Regions from separate parts of the Homo sapiens genome. Here region 1 is linked to region 2. The links are chromatin loops, found by intact Hi-C in ENCODE. Cell type or tissue: psoas muscle. All regions are shown on one strand. Links, peaks and the distances in the headings refer to the core of each region. The heading gives the core; the rest is flanking DNA.

Evidence for each region. A loop is a pair of places that touch in the nucleus more often than their neighbours do. Peaks named below come from ENCODE experiments on the same cell type or tissue, not always from the same donor. Only the 100,000 strongest peaks of a DNase experiment are listed, where the experiment ranks them.
Region 1: it touches region 2 in a loop (2.4-fold over the local background); 2 of 110 quality-filtered maps call a loop at or near these places.

What each region holds. Positions count from the first base shown.
Region 1 is chr2:239,685,711-239,688,627 of GRCh38, forward strand. No RefSeq gene overlaps it. Among named protein-coding and RNA genes, the nearest start is that of LINC02991, 110 kb to the left of the region's middle. In psoas muscle, for the core only: no CTCF peak of the experiment used is centred there; no DNase peak of the experiment used is centred there.
Region 2 is chr2:239,629,939-239,632,855 of GRCh38, forward strand. No RefSeq gene overlaps it. Among named protein-coding and RNA genes, the nearest start is that of LINC02991, 53 kb to the left of the region's middle. In psoas muscle, for the core only: no CTCF peak of the experiment used is centred there; DNase peaks (open chromatin) are centred at 819 and 1,193; H3K27ac peaks cover 495 bases.

The DNA of each region.
Region 1 (2,917 bases), core at 257-2,756, 56 kb after region 2:
GAGAAGACTGACAGACTCAGGATCCGTCTGTTCCACAGGCATTGATTGAGCAACAGTCCTGTTCCAAGCACCATGGCAGGTGCTGGCCCCATGGAGATGAACGAGGTCTGTTTCCTGCTCTGGGAGAGCTCGTGGGGTGTCAGGGAGGTGGGAGGTGACCCTGGAATTATAGGACCTTCTGACAATCATGGTGGTGGGCTTCACAACAGGCTGAGGGAGAACAGAGGCCACCGCTGTTTGACAAAGAAGGAGAAAGCTCCTCCAGGGAGATGACCCCTGAGCAAGCACTGGGAGGAGGATGGGGTCGGAAGGGTCCAAGTGGAAGAGGCAGTGCGTGCAAAGATCCTGACCAACAGGATTTCCAGTTCTGTGAGTTACTGATTTCTTCTGCAGGAGCCTGATAAGGTGTGAGTGACATTAGAGAAGCCAGAAGTCCTGCATGAGTTTGAGGATGTCACATGATCTTGAGTGACAGGAGCCCCATTCCAGTGGGAAGGGATGAACTATCAGTCCAGCATTGTCCATGCCACCTGGCAACACAGTTGCTAATGACAAGGTGGAAATGATGCCTCAGTGTTCGTGCTGTCCCATCTTTTTAGGGGTTGTAACTTTTTACCTTGTATACAAATGCAAACTTACATAAAAGTTGCAACAGTAATACAGAGAATGGCCATATGACCTGTACTGAGATTGACCAACTGTTCTTATTTTCCTCCATTGGCTTTTCCCTTCTAGATAGAAAGATAAATAGATAATAGATAAATAGATGATAGACAGATGATAGAGGTATAGAGATATAGATGCAGATGCCCACACACATATATAGTTGTCCCTCAGTATCCACAGGGAGTTGCTTCCAAGAGCCCCGTGCATAGCAAAATCCACACATGCTCAAGTCCCTTATATAAATGATGTAGTATTTGCATATAACATACACAATCCTCTTGTATACTTTAAATCATCTCTAGATTACTTATAGTACCTAACACAATGCAAATGCTATGTAAATAGTTGTTATGCTGTATTGTTTAGGGAATAATGACAGGGAAAAAACAGGCTGCTTATGTTCAGTACAGATGCAACCATCCTTTTTTAAAAATATATTTTTGATCCACAGTTAGTTGAATCCATGAGTGGGGAACCCATAGATGTGGAGGGCTGTCTCTATGTGTGTACACACACACACAAACACACACACACACACACAATTATAGATATATTTCCCCCTGAACTATTTGAGGGTAAATTGCAGACATCATGTTCCTTCCCCTAAATATTTGTAGGCATTCTCTAAAAATAGAGATATTTTCAACAAAAGTTACACAATCGTATAATACTCTTAAGCATTATATGTATAGAGTATAGAGTTCATATTCACATTTCACTAATTATCCCATTTATTGTTTCTTTTTTTTTTTTGAGAGGGAGTCTCGCTCTGTCACCTAGGCTGGAGTGCAGTGGCATGATCTTGGCTCACTGCAGTCTCCGCCTCCTGGGTTCAAGCAATTCTCCTGCCTCAGTCTCCCGAGTAGCTGGGATTACAGGCACCTGCCACCACATCCGGCTAATTTTTGTATTTTTAGTAGAGACGGGATTTCGCCACATTTGCCAGGCTGGTCTTGAACTCCTGACCTCAAACGACCCACCTGCTTTGGCCTCCCAGAGTGCTGGGATTATAGGCGTGAGCCATTGTGCCTGGTCCTAATGTTTTCTTTTACAGCCATTTTTGCGCAGTCTAGGATCACAAATTGTAGTTAATTTCCAGGATCACACACTGTATGCCTCTTTGGACTGTTTTCTTCTGGAAATGTCTCGGCCTCTCTTTGTCATCCCTGAAGGTGACTGCTGTGAGGAGCAGTTACTTTGCAGGATGCCCCGGGCTTGGATGTGGGTGGTGCCTTCTGGCAGGGACTCCCCAGGGGAAGGGATGTGCAGCAGGAAGCTGGTGATGTCCCCAGACCCGGCCACTAGTTAGGGTGGTGTCCTCAGCTTTTCTGTTGGTTCTTAGTCCCTCTTTCTGATTAATTAGAACTTGAGAGGCCATCGTTGAGACTCCCACTCCCCGTCAGACTTTCCCCCAGCCATTTCAGTAGCCATTGAGGATTCCTGTCAGAATCTTTTTCACTCTGCTGGTTGTGAAGCCGTGACCCTAACTCCCTCATCCCGTCCGTCTCCGTGAGTTAGTCCACATACTACTGTGAGGAAGAGCTTCCCCCTTCCACTAATTATCTGTCCCCTTGGCTTTACATCAGCATGAGCTCCTGGGTTCTTGATGCAGCTGTGGGCTATAATCTGTTACCACTGTGTTTATTGTGATGCTCAAACTGGCACACATTCAGCCACTGAAGGACTGTTTCCATAGAGGCCTCCCGGGTGCCACCCCATAGAGCCACACAGGTCCCAGAGACTGCAGGATGAGGGGCAGGCTGGTCAGTGGGATCACAGTAGTTTGGGTAAAATCCCAAAGCCCCGGTGTCAGGCAGAGGCACCCGGCTGTGCCTCCCTGGTGTGCACCGCCTTTGCCCTGCAGGGCTCTTCCCCTAGCCTGCAGCAGCCAGGCTCCACCAGCTGCGGCGCTTCCCACCCTGCACCCTGCACGCAGCTCCACCGCTCCCATAGACCTGCTGGACAGCTCCTCCCTCACCATCTCAGGACCCTCAGCCAGGAGCAGCTCTCCCACTCCACATTCCAACCACCACCTCCGTGGTGGGGCGGCTGCCTACCTGCCCACTCCCACACTCCTGGCATTGCAAAAGGAGACGAGTTGTTTGGGAAAGCGTTTGGCAGCACATAACAAGAATCGTAAAATTGTTTGTTCCACTTGACCTCATGGCGACATTTCTGGGAAATCATTCTAAAAGAAAATTCCAAAAATGGCCAAAAGCCTATGCATGAAGAGGTTTATTGCAGAATTATA
Region 2 (2,917 bases), core at 98-2,597:
GTGAGGAAATAGTTTTCAACTACCCAGAATTTTATGTTTGAAACGTCAGAAACCCTCCAGAGAGCATAGGTTGCCCGGGCGACTGTAGTACAGCATCAAGGCACCCTTGAGTTGGCAAGACACAGGCTTGCTGTGCCTGAGAAGCACAAGGTTCCACTTCCCAGCCATGGTGGTTTTCAGCAGTGCTGTTTCTACTCTTAGGTCAGAACAGAGATATGGGAAAAATCCCTGCTCTTCTGTTTCTTTTCCCCAGTGCCGCCTCCTCCAGCCTCCAATGGAGGTGTTTCCATGGGTGACCACATTCTGTTCCACTGGTGGTGGCCTTTGTGTGAGTGCTCCTTCAGGGACCACATTGATCATTAACACACCTTTGAGGTTTCTTTCTTTTTTCTCTGAAACATGGCTTCTTAAAAACTTTACACTTTTTCTCTCATGAGCATTTTAACACATTTAAAAAATAACAGAACAGTTAAAAAAAAAAACCCACAGTTTCACACAGGCTTCTTCTCACTGAATCATGTTTCATCTTTTCCCTTGGCACAACCAAAGGGAAGGTTAATTTAAAACAGCTGAGAGTGATGTCACGTCACACGCCGACACCTCTTTTTCTTTTTTTTTTTTTTTTTTTTTTTTTGCCAGGAAAGAAAAGAGGTTCACCTCAGGCTGCTCAGAAGGAAGGTGTTCCAGGAAGGCCAGAAAAGGGAGGCTGCTCTGGAAAAACAAAGAAGAGCTTGGCAGGTCCTAGAACGGAGGAGAAGTTAGACCCTGGGAATCCAAGATGCTGCAACGTCAGGCAGCTGGTCCCCAGCAAGGCTGGCACGTGGAAACCTCACGGAGAAAAGTGATTCATAACCAAAGCAGGGCTCCCACAGCGACGCTGAGCAGACACAGAACTATTTTTCACATAACACTTATTTTATTTAAAAAAAATGTTAAATGACTTTCCTTTGCATGGATTCTCTGTTTCTCTTGCTCTGGTTCTGGAAGCCATGTGGAGTGGTGGCCAAGAGTCAGTCCTGTTCTGTATTTTTTTGTTGTTGTTGTTATCTTTCTGAGTTGATCAGCAACTGAGAGAATTGAGGAAAGTCGCCCAGGTGGCTCATGTCCAGTGCGTCACTCCACCCCATTCCGACAGCCTCATAGGTTGCTTAACTCTGGAGCCTGGCATTCTCCAGATGCCCCTGCAGGGAGGATTACTTGGCTCCCTCCAGCAGACAACCTTGTGGAACGCTCAGAGCAGAAGTGAGTCACTGCAGCAGGCCCTGTGCACGGAGGCAAGCCAGGAGGTGGTGGAGCTTTATGCGTCCATCATCAGCATTAAAGATGCAGCGAGGGGCAGGGCTCCTTCCCCCAGAACCATGCATGGTGGGCTATTTGTCCCCAAGTGTGATCTTTGCCTGCAAGGTTCCTGCTGTTGTGGCACTCAGACCTTCATCTATACCTTCCTCAGGAATTCTGTAAACTACCAAATAGTTTTATCAATAACCCCTTCCTACCTAAGCCAGCTAGAGTGAATACTTAAGGCTGCATCTAAGAACGGTGACCAATTTAATCACTTCACTAATTTTAACAATGGCTCCTCAAACAGGGGTTTGCTCCATTTCCTCCGTTTCCAAAGGAGGAAGTTGATGGGCTGATGGAGGTAGGTGAATATCATTGGTTGATGTTGAATAGGCCAAAGCTCTTATTATTACTAGTATTTAAAATATTCATTCTGAAGTTATTTACATATTTTAGAACTCATTTAATTAAAGACTCATGTTACAGGTTCATTGAGTAAATAAGTCTGGTTATTTACTGATCCACTGGTTCCAACTAAATAGTTGGGCCACAGATTGTCTGTTGGTGACAATAACCAGTAAGCACCTTTTTAGAGAAAGCCTGTTGCTGTGTGCCTCAGCATTTGACTAATGGCAGGAACACCTCTGAGTACTTCACCGGGCCTGGATTTGACCTGTGAGAATGAATGTGCAGCTTACTGCATGGGAACTGGAAAGATTTAAGGACCTACTCTGGTGGGCACACAGTGAATTACTGGTGCGTCCTAGTGAGAACTTACCATCTCAGCTGCTAGTCGATTATTTCTCACACATTAAGGACTTTACTCTGTTTCTTAAGAGAAAATCCTTTCCCACTGAAGGGAAGGATTCATTAGTAAAATCCATTCTAGTTGAGGCTCCTCTGTCTTCCCAAGAGGAAGGGAGGGTGCAGTTGGGCATGAAGGCTTTTTGAAGGTACTGTAACTTAGTATGGTACAACAACTTACTAGGTTGCCCCTTTGCTGTCACCCAAATTTGGAAAGGAATTGGTCATTTCAGGTTTTTCATATTTATAGTAAAAGAAAATCCATCAAGTTTATCCCTAAAGAGGACTTACGTGACAACTGCCCATGCATAGACAACTGGAGTCCCTCGATCAGACCCACCAAGGAGAGAAATCCATTTTGCATATTGTGTATGGCCTTGAACCAGGAAGGGCATAGGCCGTGGGTGTGCTTCCCTCCGTGCAAGGGAGTGCAGCCTGGGAGCTGCATTCCATCATCACGTCTCTCAAGTGAAGTTGCGCAGAAAGCATGGAACTCCTTTCTGCCTGGATTTTGGAAGGAACCAGTGGACAAATTTAATCTGATGAAGACATTGTAAGGTTAATTTTAGGTTTCAAATACTTTCTTTTGTAAAAATAGTGAGTATTCATTAATTTCCAGAAAGGGTGCCTGGTACTGAGGATCCAGAGGCCAAAAAGACATGTCCCTAGACACCTGGAGTTGGGGTGTGACCAGAAAGCCATCGCAACCTCTGTGAAAGAAAATGAAACCTTCATTCCAGGTGAATCTCTGCATTGCGCTCTGAAGGACATGCAGCCCCTTTCTTCTACTACACTTTCTCTAAGGACTGTGATTCATTGATTAGCCATCCCA